2 separate regions of the Homo sapiens genome follow, and region 2 is linked to region 1. The links are chromatin contacts, found by Hi-C or POLR2A ChIA-PET in ENCODE. All regions are on one chromosome and are shown on one strand. The core of a region is the stretch at or near the end of the contact, and the rest is flanking DNA. Distances in the headings are between cores, read along the strand shown. Region 1 overlaps THSD4 (thrombospondin type 1 domain containing 4). Region 2 holds the start of THSD4-AS2 (THSD4 antisense RNA 2).

Region 1 (7,463 bases), core at 1,412-3,911:
GAGACACTAAAAAATTACAATAAAATCTGGCCAGACATATTATGATCTCTTTAAACACAATTCACCATACGGCTCTACACATTAAAAGTAAAGTGAAAGTCTAGAGGTTTCTAGTATTCTATACAAAAATATGGTTACCTTACTTTTATAATAGAGCAATTATCACTGTCAAAAGCTATTTCAGGCCTCTCTCCTCCTTCCCCCATTTCAATCCATGGAGGAGGAAAATTATGAAAGTAAAGCATTAGAATTTTAGAGTTTGGGATATCCCCACCCTCCAGAGAACGATGACCCTTGTTGGAATTGGGGGAGGTGGTAATTATCTTACAGAATATGATATGTTTACCTCTCGGGACTCCTTTCTTCAGATTTGTAAACATAGCTGCAGTTGATTCTTACCCAGTTTTATCCTACAAGAGCGCCAACATTTTCTTCCAGTTGAGTCCCTTGATAAGATGCTATCCTATTATGAACTAGGATGAGGTACTGAAAAGTGACAGCCATAAGCTTGATTAAAACCAGATCGCTCGTTTTACAATTGCTTTCATTTAGGAAGCCAAAATACCTTTTATGCCATGGACCATTTCTTCTCTTCAAATGAATGGCATCGTCAATTTGATCTTCATTGATTCCTGTTTCCAATTTAATTTTGTGTATATACAGCAAATTTCCCTCCCTTTAAACATGGCAGGATTCTTCATATCAGGGCTGTATCTCTTTTTAAAAGAAAAATTTTGGCACCAGAAGGGACCTTAGAGATGAGCCAGTTCGAAGAGCAGGTTGGTCCTGTAACTTTGATCTTTTGATTCTTCAACCAGCTGCTCTTTCATTCAACAAACGCTTATTAAACACCTACCAAGTCGCAGGTACTGTGCTCTTTGCAATACATAATGATACTCCTGCTGAAGCTAAGCCAAGAGGCAATCTTAAAGAACTCGAGAAGGTTTGATAGCAGTAAGGAACTATTTTTGGAAACTGGATAATTAAGTGTTCTTTGCTTATTAGCTTCTCTGACATTTACAAAGGCTGTTTGTGCACTTCTGTGGAACTACCATCATTTTAAAGCTTTCTGGGGAATCTGTCATGTGCTCCTCGGTGTCCCATGAGCTTTGGAATAAAGAGCAGTGATTCTCAACTGAGGGTGATTTTGCTCCCATGGGGAACATTTGGCAATGTCTGGAGACATTTTTGTTTGTCACACTGAGAGGGATGCTCCTGGCATCTGGTGGGTAGAAGCCAAGGATGCTGCTAAACATCCTACAATGCATAAGGCAACCCCCATAAGAAAGACCTTTCAGGACCAAAACATCAGTAGAGCTGGAGTTGAGAAGCCCTCACCTTGAGGAAGAAGAGCAGGCAGGAGGATGAGAAGCTAGGTTTCTAAACCCTGACAGTCCTTCAACCAAAGCAGTTCTGCTCTTCTCATTTTGCATAGTGGAGCTTTGGATTTCCACATGAGATTTTATTTTTGAAGTATATTTTTTTCTACTTAAAAAAGTTGAAGACTACTGTGGTAGAAGACAACTCTCTGCCTTCTGTTTTACAATTGAGTCACTTTGGAACAAATCAAGTGGGTGTATATGATACAGGATGAGGGCAGTCAGGGGTAGATTTGGAAGCATCTACCTGAGCCTTGGTTTTGGCTGCACAGGACTCGACATTTACAAACAATATTGAAGTGATTTGATTGTGTCTGACTTTCAATTTAGACCAGGGATTGGCAATTTTTTTCTGTAAAGGGCCAGATCTAAATATTTTAGGCTTTGTCGACTTTCCTGTTTGTGTTGCAACTACTTAATCTGCTGTTGCAGCACAAAAGCAGCCATAGACAATAACTAAACAAATGGGAGTGTTTGTGTTCTAATAAATCTTTATTTATAAAAACAGGTTGTGAGCCAGATTTGGCCTACTAGCTACAGTTTGCTGACCCCTGATTTAGACTGTAAATAGGAACCTTGTTTGTTTTACCTTCATGTCTCCGCTGCCTACCACTGAATTGGCACGTAGTTGAAGTTGGCTCAGGAAACATTTACTGAACTATATCGAAGGTCAGTTTTACAGGCATAAGTGTTAGAAGATTTTAATGAGAATAACAACTGGAAAAAGATCCACCCAGAATAGATTAACTGTTTCCTTATGTTGAACATTTAGGATGTTTCCAATTTTTTATTAACAATACTGTGATGAGCCCTTCATACAGAAACTGTTGGCCTGATTTCTTATTTCCTGGCATAAATTCCTAGAAGAAGAATTTACTGGATCAAACGGTCTATATTGCTAAATTGCTTTCCAGGAAGGTGGTATTGATCTACATGCCTAACAGTAATAACAGGAAGATATTTATCATATACAAAGGATTTCTTTCAACAGAATGTCATGAATAAACGTTTTGGCATCCATATGCATTTCCACGAATTAGCTCACCGTAAATATAAGTAAATTGGTGTCAGCTACTAATCATTTTAATATTCTCCCATACTGTTCTACCAGCATGATTATTAAGGCACGCTGTTTTACCTGTGGGGGTCATCTAGCCAAACAGTTGAGGTTACCCTATCTCATGTGTTTACTGAGCACACACAGACACATCTGCTTCCCATTAGGGAATCAGGACCTCCACTATCTGAATGCCTGGCACCAGCCTACCCTGCTGTGAAGGACAGAGGCCTCCTCCCTGTGAAATTCACCTCCAAATATGTCATCCAGATTGCTCATTTCCCTCAGGAAATTTCATTCAGGTTAATTTTGGCACACAATTGGGGGTAATTCTTGAGCAATTTCTCCTGTGATGGCTTGCGATGTGTAAAATTTTCCTACAACGTGTTGCAGAAATCACTGGAAAAAATACAAAGGACATCTGATGGTTATCCACTGGTCTTTGTAACAGCAAGAAATATCTATTCTGAACAGCAGTACACGATGAGCAAGAAACATAAAATAAAGGTAGATCAGAGAGTAGATGTTCTTTCTGGCCTTTTTCGACAGGTACCGTTTGAGCAGTGAGAATGTAGAAGCTGTATGAGGTGTCTTGACTTTATGGTGAACCTTGGCCGATTTTGTTTTGTTTTGTTTTTTGCACTTCAAAGTTTTCTGAATTTCACCAAATGAAGAAGAAAATATTTCTGACTAAGAAGTAGTAGAAAGTGTTACAGAAGTACGGGTGGGTCCGGGTGGTTGTATGATGATGAGATTTACTTAAAAGTGAATAGACTTCAGACAAAATAAAATACATAAAGACAAAGATGACAAAACCCAGCATTTTCTGAGAAGCCACCATATTGCAGAATTCTGCTAATTACATTCTATGTTTGCCTCATTTGATTTTCCCAACAGTCCTAAGGGGTAGCTGCTCCATCCCCATCCAGGCAGAAAAAAAATCCCAGGGCTCAGAACAGCTCATCAAAATGTCCAAAGATACAGCACTCGTCAGCAGCAGAGACAGCACAAGAACGCATATTCTCCTGCCCACCCAAAGCAGTGGTGCCTCGGAAAGAGTCTAGACATAGGTCAGCACTAAGTCGTCCCTATCAGCGACCAATTGATCAGCCTCCTGATACACAAACCAGAATTCAAGCCAGATTCGTTTCTGAACACTGTCCTTGGGAAGAAGATCTGGATGGTGGTGGAAATGTTTTCAGCACCTACCTCAAAGAGAAGTGACCAATCCAGCATCACACAACAAGCCAGGGACTGGGCCAGGACTGCACCCCAGGTTTTCTGGTTTGCAGCCCAACATTCTTTCCATTATTCCAAACTGTTTTTCCTGATAAATGACATCAGCTAGTGATTATACCTAATGATTATACAGCTGTGTTTTGGAGGAGACTATCGGCTGCTTTAAAGAAAGTCATAGCACGTAATCTATACATGTGATAATAGTTCATGAAACATCAAAAAAAGTGCATCTAAAAGATAACAAATACAAACAAGGCCTATTCTTAAGTTAATAGTAGTATACTGCTGTCAATGGCATACATGGTTTTGACAAAGTGCTTTGGTTATGTAAGATATTATCGTTAGGGAAAGCTGGGTGAAAGACCACCGAAACTCTCTGCGCTCATTTTAAACTTCTTATGAGTCTTACACTATTTCAAAATAAAACATTATAACAATAAGAAAGTAATGCAACAGGAAGATGGGCTAGAATATGTATTCACACACTGTGTATAAAGTATAATGTTAAAAGAGCCAGTGTAAGAGAGATACATAATGGGGTTGGTCCCTCTTAATCCTGCAAGAGGAGAAAGCCAGAGTCACTTCTAGGCCAGGCCCTCTCCAGGCTTCATGGTAACTATGCTTTGAACTTGTTCCTCTGCACCTAGGTCACTGTCACGATCTACTCCTTCAACAAAGCTAGAACCCTCAACACGACCTCCGATCCTTTGACCTCCGACTTTTACCTAATGGTTAAAAACATGGACTTTGATTTGGGGCCTTGCTTTAAATCCAAGCTCTATCTATTATTAGCATTTTAGCCTTGGGCAAATTAACCTGTCTTCTAAGTCTTAGTTTCCTATAAATTTCAGCAATCTCACAGATGGCTTTTTAGGATTAAATGGAAAAACATATATGTTTCCGAGGACCTAGAAGATAGTAAAGACTGTAAATGTTAGACATGATAATGTTGAGGAAGATGGCAAGGAGGAGGATGAGGACAGTCAGAAAGGCCTGTTCATTTTGCATCCTAAGCATCTCTCAAATCCCTTCACGCCATCCCCAGTCCCCTCATTCAGGCTGGGATATTGCAACATCCTCCAGACTTTATGTACCCAATTGTTAATTATCGACTTTCTAAAGGAGATTTGATCCTGTCCAGCACGACATAGAGCATGCAAGCGTTCCTCATGGCCTGATAGCTTGTGATTCTCTATGTGTATGTCTGATTGCTCCTGTTAGACTCAGATTCCCAAAGTCAGGACCTGTGTCTGATTCAGCTTGGGATTTTCCAGGCAGCCTTTTCAGTGTAGTCACTCAACAATATCAGTGATGAAATGCATCTTTACGTGTTTCGATCTTGTCATGGCAGGTCCTTCATGTCATTCAGATCCTAGTCCAGAGGTCATTCCCCAGCCATGCCCTCCTAGACATCTAGTCCAATTCTTCCCTCATTACATCATCTGATCTTCACAACAGCCCTGTGCAGGAGAAGGGACAGTTGTCATGTGTGTAATTTGCCCTTGGCCTCAGCTAAATATTAAGGTCTTGAATATGTGTTGTCTGCCTAGTTCTCATTCTGGAGTTGTCCCTCTTGCTTTGTGAAGTAAAGGAGAGATATTTGGTAACTCCATGGGAACTCAGTCTCTTAGAGGCCTGGGTAGCCACTAGAACACTGAAGAGTGCTCCTAGTATGTTCTAAGGAAGCTATTGATCATGGCTCCCGGTAGACAGGCTGTCACCTTTAGTTCTTGGCATCCTTGTGCAGCCGCATGCTTCACTGAAACCAACCTCCAGGCTACTTCGACATCTACCAGGAAAAACTCTTGCAGCCTTTCCTTCCCATGTCTAGATTGATCCAGAGCAACCATGCTCTGCAGGAAATCTGGTGGGGGTGTGTCCATCAAACTGTGCAGAGCATTTTCATATAATGTCTGATTCACAAGATCAAATAACATTTTGTCTGTGTCTGTGGTTATCTGAAGCTATCCATGCTAGTGTAATTTCCTTGTGATAGTTCCATTCTAACTGGGCTGGGGCTGAGGATTAATGTGATTAATGTGACGTCTGTCCCATCTTTGGCGACTCTCATTCATTCTTGAAATATCTCTGACACCCTAGTTACAGGAGAGGGACTCACTGGACGGTTCATTGTCTCCACTCTAGGTAAGGCCCGCTCCACACTGCAGTCATTGTTACCACCGAAAAGCAAGTCTGAGCATGGCTCTCCCCTTCTCCAGACATCTGGGGGTTGCTGATGCCATAGGATGAAAATCTAATTCTTCAATCTGGCAAACAAGATTCTTGACAAGTTCCGCTGAACTCTCCAGCCTCGTATTATCCCTCCCAGCAGGCTTGCACTTCAGCCGTGTCATTCTGTGTTCTTTCCTACCTGTGTACACATTGTTCCCTTTAACAGAAGGACCCCTATGAGAATGAGCTCAGTCTGGACAAGTCGAGTCCAGGGGTAGCAGCAACAGACTGGAGGTTGGGAAGGGAGGGAGTGTGAGATGTCACTAGACAGGGCAGGCAATGGGTGTTGACCACCTCTCCTGTCTACCTTCCCCCTTGATGACAGTCAGAGGCATCTCCTTGATTCAGTTGGAATCTTGCCTTGATAACATGGGTTCTACTATTCAAAACCCCTGTTGATGGTGACATTTTTGTTGTTGTTGTTTCAAAGCAAGGGAGAATTCAAGGGGGGTGGGGCTATGGAAATCACACATGGAAAACATATTCCTTATTTTTTCTGCTAAAATGTGCGTGGGGCAGATTGAGAAGGATTTGAGGGAGGAGAAATACATAGCAAACATGGCATTTGGAAAGGCTAATTGGATGTGGATGAGCATATTGAGATGATGTTCTATTACTGTCAGAGATAATGTTTTACAGAGATGCTATTTGTGAAGAGAGACCAGTCATTATTGATGGGTCAATGTGCGCTTGGGAATATGGAAGCAATAATGCCCAAGGGCAGTGCCTGCAGAAAGGTTTCAATCAGGCATGCAACTAGAGGGGAAGGAATGGGCACCTTTTGATTTGACTCTGCCCACAGGATTTGACCTATAGGACCTACCTGAAGAGACCCAGGGTTGCATAACAAAATCAAAAGTGGACTTTGACTGGTTTGCTGCTCACTTTGTCCTAGAGATGTGGTCTGATTATTGCACTTAGAATTCAAGAAAGAGGACAAGCCTGTGATTTGGAGAATATGTGTCTCAAGAATTAGAATACCATTCTGATTTCAAGTATCTTTCCATATCCTCATGACCCAGTGAATAATCCTGTACTCACAATATTTCATTGTCCAAACCATAATCTACCCACTTCCATCTGCTCATGGAAAAGTGACAGAATTCTTTGTTCAGAACATGAGTCCCAATTTTAGATTCAGGAAACATGATCCTGAGCCCTGTGAGGTCAGGAGTGGAAAGCTTCAGAAGTAGAAAAAGATTTTGTGAAGATCATTCCATTTTGTTCCAAAGTTTAATTTTTGGTTTTTTTAAAATAGGGCCTGCTCTGTTGCCCAGGCTGGAGTACAATGATGCAATCACTGTAGCCTCATACTCCTGACCTCAAGTGATCCTCCCACCTTAGCCTCCCTGAGTAGCTGGGACTACAGGTGTGTGCCCTCGCACCTGGTTAATTTTTTACTTTTTGTAAAGACTGGATCACACTGAGTTGCCCAGGCTGGTCTCAAAGTCCTAAGCTCAAGCAGTCCTCCTGCCTCAGCCTCCTAAAGTGCTGAGACTACAGACATGAGCCACCATGTCTGGCCCAAAGTTTAATTTGTGTGTGCGACATAAAAT
Region 2 (7,463 bases), core at 1,923-4,422, 37 kb after region 1:
TACATGCTCCAGTGAATTAATCCTGATGTCATATTGTGAATTGTGTCCTAATTTTTTAAGAGACTCCGTATTCCATTTGATTCATAAAAATGAAAAGTAAAATGCTAATGTGTAAAACTGTTGTTACTCCAGTTAATGAAATATTTTCCCAACCTTTCATAATCAGTTCCAGCCTAGATGAGAAGCTTATTTGCAAAAATAATAGATGAAAAAGGGAAATTAAATCCTCTGTAATTAAAAATAGTAACATTCTTCTATTAGGTTCCCTGTTTAATCATCTTCATTGTTTTGTTTTGTTTTTTTCTTTTTTGTTGTTGAGGTTTTTTTTTGTTTTGTATCTCTGTGTGTGTGTGTGTGTGTGTGTGTGTGTGTGTGTCTGTGACAGAGCAAGAGAGAGAAGAGAGAGAGGTGCCTGTAATTTTCTAAAACCTGTGTTTGAGGGCAAAATGTTAACATCTTGGAATAATCACCCCCTGCCAGTGTTTTTTTCTTTTTCAATTATTTGCTTACTTTGACATTTTCATTCCCCACTATGACAGATGTTCCAGAACCACGTGCATATGGTTCTCCTCCTGGGCAAGGCCATTTCCCTGCCTCCTCTCCATCCCGGCCCATGAGATAAAGCTCAGGAACGCCTTTTGTCCATCTTTGGCTGGCAGGCAAGAGCCAGGGATCCCCACACTCTGCAACTGTATCCATAAGGCCCTGTAGAGCTCTTCAGTTTACTTCCTCCTCAATGAGATTCTGAAAGATGGTTTATCTAAAATGTGACCAAGATATACTAATAATTCTACTGGAAATTTCTACGAAGTGTTTTTAACCCTCAAAAAGTCAGACCAAGGATGGATTTTGAACCTGGTGTGGCCTCTCTGCTCTGGGAGCCACCACCTGGTTCCTCGGATGCTCAGTAGCTCTGGGCTTCCGGAAGCAGCGTCTGTGAAGGGGCAGGGGAGAGAGTCCCAGACATGGAGCCTCAAGTCAGGCTCTGAATTCTGTGTCTGCCACTGAGCAGCTCTGATCTTGAGCATTGTTATTTGAACTCTGTGACTCTCCTTTCTCCTCACATATAAAGTGAGGATAAGAGGAAGGTAGAGAGGATGAAAGGAGATCATGTTGTATAAAGCTGCCTCCATATACAGAATAAGCCTTCCCCCTCAGTGCTGTCATAAAATCAGTAACCCACAAAGGAGAGCCAAGTTCCTCCAGGCTTCACGCCTAACCAGAGAGGTGTGTGGGATAGAAAAAGACCTACACCATCCTCCTAGCTCTGTGCTGGATGAGATTTGTCACTTGGGGCAAGACTGCGTGCATCACCTCAGTTTCTGCATCCATAAAATGGAACTGATACCATCACCCTCATTGAGATCATGGGGATTGAGAAGATGTACACATGAAAGTGCCAGCACCTCTTCTGGACAATGGAAGAGATTCCTCGGGTGTTATTTCCCTCCAGTTTGGGTTCTGAGTCCAGAATCCTTTCTGGAGCAACCTGTTTGGGTGTTCTTCCCCGTCCCTGAACGTGAGTGGAGGCTTAGAGCTGACTTTTTCATGAGGCAACCTCTTCAACCCTGAACAGGTCTTGCTCTTCAAAAGTCCTTGATATTTAACCAAAATATGCCGCTTCAAACTTCCCACTGGTGATGCATGAAATAGAGTAAATGCCCCCAAACTCTTCTCCAATTAAGATTTTTTATCCCAGTGGAATCAGATTCAATTAAGCATCAAAGTCAATCTTTGGTGGAAAAATAAGTCAAATTTCAGCCAGAGTGATCTTTGCAGAAGGGCCATCCTTGCCTTTGGCTCTGGCCCTGGAGTTGTATTGAGGTTTTGTGATTAATGGGTAATTGCCTGAGCCTTACATTTTTTAAGATCTTTTGGTGGAACTGTCCTCTTTGGTGTTGCTGGCTCTTTCTTCGGAATCACAAAAGCCCAGAATCCTTGCTGAGAATCTGGGGTCCTTGTGGCATGCAGCTGCAGCTGCCACTCCCCACCTCCTGGGATGGTGCCTGAGTCTGTACTTCTAGATAGTCACAAGGTCGTCTAGCAGAGTAGGAGCCAAGAGTCAGTATACATGCCTGACTGGGGCGTGGGGACCTGAGATGGCAAGGAGGACCGAGTCTTACTGATACTCACTATGGTAGACAGAATAATGGCCCCCCAAAGTTGTCCACAGCCTACTCCCGAGAACCTGTGAACATGTTAAGTTACATGGTGTATTAGTCCATTTCACACTGCTGATAAAGACATCTCCTAGACTGGGCAATTTACAAAAGAAAGAAGTTTAATGACTTACAGTTTCATGTGGTTGGGGAGGCCTCACAATCATGGCAGAAGGCAAGGAGGAGCAAGTCACATCTTACATGGATGGCAGCAGGCAAAAAAAGGTTGTGCAGGGAAACTCCTCCTTATAAAACCATCAGATCTTGTGAGACTTATTCACTGTCATGAGAACAGCATGGCAAAGACCTGCCCCCATGATTCAATTACCTCCCACAAGGTCCCTTCCACAACATGTGAGAATTCAAGATGAGATTTGGATGGGAATACAGCCAAACCATATCACATGGCAAAGGGGAATTAATGTTACAGATGGAATTAAGGTCCTAATGAAGACCCTTGTGATGGAAAGATTACCCTGGATTATCCAGGTGAGTCCAGTGTAACCACAAGGGTCCTTCTAGGTAGAAGGGGCAGGACGAAGAGTTGAGTCAGGAAGAGATTTGAAGAGGCTGAACTGCGGGCTTTGCAGATGAAGGAAGGGGCCACAAACTAAGGAGTGCAAGAAATACAACTCTAGCAGCTGGAAAGGCAAGGAAACAATTTTTCCCCTAAAGCTTCCGTAAAGGAACACAGCCCTGCCAACTCCTTGATTTTAGCCCAGCAAAATCCATTTCAGACTTCTGACCTCCAGAACTGCAAGATAATACATTTATGTTGCTTTAAGCCACTAAGTGAATGGTGATTTGTTACAACAGCAAATAGGAAAAGAATACACTCACCTTCCTTTATCATCAACACATCCTGCTACTCAAGGCAGGGACTTCACCTGGCTGGAGACCATGCCTGTTCAGGTGTTAGCTGATCGTTAAGGAGCAGCTTGTCTGGACGGGAAGGAGCACAGACGTTGGATCGAGGCAGAGCTGAGTGAGGCAGTGCCATCACTTTCTGGCTTCACAGCCTTGCTCAGATTGTTTCATTTCTCTGACCTTTATGCTCTAAAGCAGGAATCATTACAGGATTAAACTACAGAATGTACTCCTGGTTGATTACCTGGCATGCAGTCAGCTCTCAACACATGGTCTCTTTTAGTAATGATGAGTTGAACTGTGCCTTTTCTTCCCTCCCCTGGGAAGTGTTTCTCTTTTTTTAGGGTGTGAGAGAGATTGACATTCTCTCCCTTGTCTAGCACAGGACTGCCTTGCCCTGGGGATCCCTAGTGAACCATTGCTGGGAGGCTCAGATGGACTCCAGGCAGCTGGACATGGCGAATACATGAGAGATTGGCATAGCGTATCCCCAGGGGAATGAGAATGAAACTAGAATCAAGATTCCCGAAGATCAAGCCGTCCAGGTGGAAACCTCAAGTAGCCAAACACAGCAGTGTGGTTGGGCTGGAATGTTTAACCTCTCTGGGAGGGATAACAACATTCCAGCTGGGACGTTCACCAAAAGTAACAAGTAATCACATGGGTGTGTTCTCTATCCAAATGACCAGAGCCTCCATCTGGCTAGCTTCCCATGTAATTAGTTTAAGAGTAACAAAATACCAGGACATTAATATATACAAAGGAGTGTTCCAGAACATCTAGGCACAGACTGATAAAGGAGACGTGGGTGTATGTGCACGTGTACGTTAAAGATGAGTTAATTTCAATGTTTCTATTATTCTAAACTGAACTGCTGCTATGGGTTTCAAGAATTACATAGCTTATGAGGTCATCTGGCTGGAACTATGATTCCAGAGCATCCCTCAAAACACGAGAGGACTTTTTTCCCCACTTTTATGTTGTTAGATGCCAAGGTGATTTAGCCAGAGTCAAAGCTGTACTTTATGGCAGGACATATATTCTTCCACTGTAGATTTTTTGTTTTTGTTTTGTTTTGTTTTTTGTTTTGTTTCATTCACCGAGTTGGAAGATTTAGCTCTGCAGTGTACAGGGAGCTACCAGTAAACTGTAGGTCAGGAGCTGGCCAGGGTGACCTCAGCTTAGCCACCAGAGCCCAACTCTCAAGTTGTTCAACTCTGTGTCTCCTCCTCTGTGCTTGATGGAGTTAACTAGGAGATCTCTGAGTTGGAGTGTCGCTCTGACCTCTGAGGGTACTTAAAGGGAAGCAGCAGGAGAAAGTGGGGAGGCAGAGAGTGGCACCAAGGTGCTGCAGATGACGTCTGCTGGCTGTGTTCCTGGTAATAAGAAGCGCTGTCCTCTGAAGGGACTCATGTTCCAGGGAAGACAATTTGGGGAAATGCTGACCGAGGTCATATTTTAATGTTTAAAGCTAGCTTTTAAGTATTTAAAGAAACGATTTACAAGTCAGTCTCCTGAAATTACAATTCCATAAAACTTCCAAGTGGGCAAAGAATAATAACTTAAGGAAGAGCAGTTTCCTAAACAGATGAGAGTGAAGTCCAAATTGCTTTTAAAGGGAGATAAAAAGGTCTCAAATTTCTTGCTATGGTTCTGAATGTTTAGTGATAGGTTCGTTTGAAGATGAAATCAACCCTGATGTTAGCTCAATAATTTCAGGATGTGGGGAGGGTGGGGGGAAACCTAGCCTATGGGAAAGGAAAATCAGGAAAACCTTTTAGTAGACAGACATTTTTCATTGCTATCAAAGGATGTGTAAGGCCACAAAAACCTCTTAGCAGGAAGCATCCTGGGGTGATCCATACATTCTTTCTGGTGAGGCAGAAGGAAAAGGAGGTCCAAGTCTCATGATCTGTCTCTTTAGATCCAGTAGCAGCAAGGATCCTAAATTGGTGGATAAAGAAACAAAGCCAACTGGGCTTGGTGGCTCACACCTGTAATCCCAGCACTTTGGGAGGCCAAGGTGGGCAGATTGCTTGAGCCCAGGAGTTCAAGACCAGCTTGGTCCACATGATGAAACCTGGTCTGTACAAAAAATACAAAAATTAGCCAGGTGTTGTAGTGCACACCGGTAGTCCCAGCTACTTGGAGGCTGAGGTGAGAGGATGGCTTTGAGCCCAGGAGGTTGCAGTGAGCCATGATCTCACCACTTGATATGGTTTGGCTGTGTCTCCACCCAAATCTCACCTTGAATTGTAGCTCCCATAATTCCCATGGGTTGTAGGAGAGACCCAGTGGGAGATAATTGAATCATGGAGGCGGTTTCCCCTATGCTGTTCTCATGGTAATGAACAAGTCTCCCGAGATTTGATGATTTTCTAAGGGGTTTCGCCTTTCACTTGGCTCCTACTCTCTCGCCTGCCACCATGTAAGACATCCCTTTGCTCTTCCTTCATCTCCTGCCATGATTGTGAGGCTTCCCCAGCTATGTGGAACTATGAGTCCATTAAGCCTGTTTCCTTTATAAATTACCCAGTCTCACATCTGTCTTTATTAGCAGCATGAGAACAGAATCATATACCACTGCACTCAGGCCTGGATGACAGAGTGAGACCCTGTCTCAAAAAAAAAAAAGAAAGAAAGAAAGAAAGAAAAGCCAGTGTCAAGGTTGGAGGTTGAGCAGAGGTGAGCATAAAGATCTCCTCTCAGATGAAGGTGGACCCTTTGGTGGAAACCATGTGAGAAATGGTCTTGGTCAGATCCTCTATTTGGAAAAACCATGAGAGATGGAATGGATTTCCATCTATGTTCTGGTGGCTTTATCCTTCTTGTAATGTCATGGTTGGTTCATCTGATTCAGAATACTTGGATTTCTCTTCTTTCAGTTTCTTTCTCTTTATAATCTATTTTATCCCAAAATATAGATTTGGACCTGGTTAGCATTTTTCACTTGCCTCTAAGATCTGCTGTCTCTGATGACTTTTAATAAAGGTCTGGCATCTTTCAAGTATGACTCTGGGTCAACATATTTTCTTTTAACATGGTTAAGCTTTTGCAAGGATTATACATTTTCCTTCCAGTTGTGCAGCAAGTTGCCTGGCAATTTAACTTTTCATTTCTGTGTATAGTTTAATTGAAATTTTTATTGAAATAATTGGGAATTCATATGCAATTGTAAGAAATAATGTGTTATTTCAGATTTTAACTGAGTGAAAAATTCTGCTTCCAAACAAAAGAACTGTTAAAAACAAGAAATCCAGCGATTGCTGCCCATATTATGATGTCCCAAGAAAAAGTACAGATACCAGGAACTGAACTGAAATTTTCAGGACATGCTGTTATAACTCTGTGTAGCTTTGTCAGGAGAAGCCTGAAGTACAACTCTGAGACAGTCCATAGCCCCTTGATAGCACTGAAGACCACCACACTAGACCCCACAGGACCACAGCAAACCACCCAGAACACTCCCCTGTATCCACCTGGAGTCGTGTGCACCTGGCCACCAGGATGGTCCTAAGTGCAGCAGCCCACAGGAGATGGAGAGGTGTGCCGAGGAACCAGCAGTGCATGTGATGGCCCTGGCTCTCTCTTAATTTGAAGTTTGCCTTCTGTGCCCCTTGAATTCACATCTCATTCTGTCTCCTCACGGCCCTCTTTCCAAAACCTCCCACGGAATACGCATATAGCTTAATGAGCTATTACAAGGGGAAGAACTAGAACTCTGCTAGTCCCCAGAGGCCCTTCCACAGGCTGTGTCCCAATCTTTGCTCCCTCTCTTCCTCTCTTGACTTTTAGAGAAATCATTTCCTTGCATTTCTTTATAATTGTATAACCCAAGTGTGCATCCCTAGGCATTCTGGTTTAACCTGGCCCATTTTAAATTAGGTCCTTTAAGCCTCTCTAATCTACAGATTCTCCCTTCTATCCTTTTATTGTATGTGTATGTGTGTGTGTGTTTGTGTATGTATGAGTGTGTGTGTATGTATGTGTGTGTGCAAGTTCAGTTCCTGATACCTATAATTTTCTTGAGACGCTGTAATATGGGCAGCAGGCATTAGATTTTTTGTTAATAATGTGTGTATATACACATAAAATATTTGTGTGTGTGCATGTGTGTGTGTGTGTGTGTGTGTGTGTGTGTTACAGCCCAGGGTATTTGACTGTAACATTTCTCATAGTGGTGAGTTTTGCTGATTGCAGAGCCATTCTCCCTTAGTGAAGGGACAGATGATGGTGACCACTACAGAGACAGGTAAGAAGGTAGCCTGAGTCCCAACCAACCCAGGGAGCCACAGCCCCTGCACACTCAGGAGGCAGGACGGATGTTGCTTTCTTCTTCCTTCACAAGGGAGAAGAATACCTTCAGAATCAGATTCAAATCTTGACTCTTCCTCATTGTTAGCTCTGTGACCTTGGGCAAGTTACTTAGCCTGTCTG

What was found. A loop is a pair of places that touch in the nucleus more often than their neighbours do. ChIA-PET counts read pairs that join two places held with the same protein, here RNA polymerase II (POLR2A). Pooled maps may share reads with other maps.
Region 2: a loop to region 1 is called in a pooled map of gastrocnemius medialis, with 5 times the contacts of the local background. The contact joins the promoter of THSD4-AS2 here to the enhancer-like site in region 1. A Hi-C loop is called at or near these places in 5 of 168 maps with a recorded cell type or tissue (Right ventricle myocardium inferior, aorta, cardiac septum and 1 more) and 4 of 50 pooled maps. POLR2A ChIA-PET finds 5 or more read pairs at or near these places in 2 of 52 experiments (AG04450 and activated CD4-positive, alpha-beta T cell).

What each region holds. Positions count from the first base shown.
Region 1 is chr15:71,652,280-71,659,742 of GRCh38, forward strand. The region is part of intron 7 of THSD4 (thrombospondin type 1 domain containing 4); the gene reads left to right. Among named protein-coding and RNA genes, the nearest start is that of THSD4-AS2, 36 kb to the right of the region's middle. RefSeq lists an enhancer at 3,262-4,461. Within about 2 kb of position 2,662, at least 3 of the 41 ENCODE cell types and tissues checked have a DNase peak (open chromatin) inside an H3K27ac peak, as active enhancers do.
Region 2 is chr15:71,688,367-71,695,829 of GRCh38, forward strand. THSD4-AS2 (THSD4 antisense RNA 2) reads right to left here and starts at 3,173. Exons shown (of 3, transcript NR_120346.1): 1 at 3,000-3,173; 2 at 2,294-2,404; 3 at 335-2,188. The region is part of intron 8 of THSD4 (thrombospondin type 1 domain containing 4); the gene reads left to right.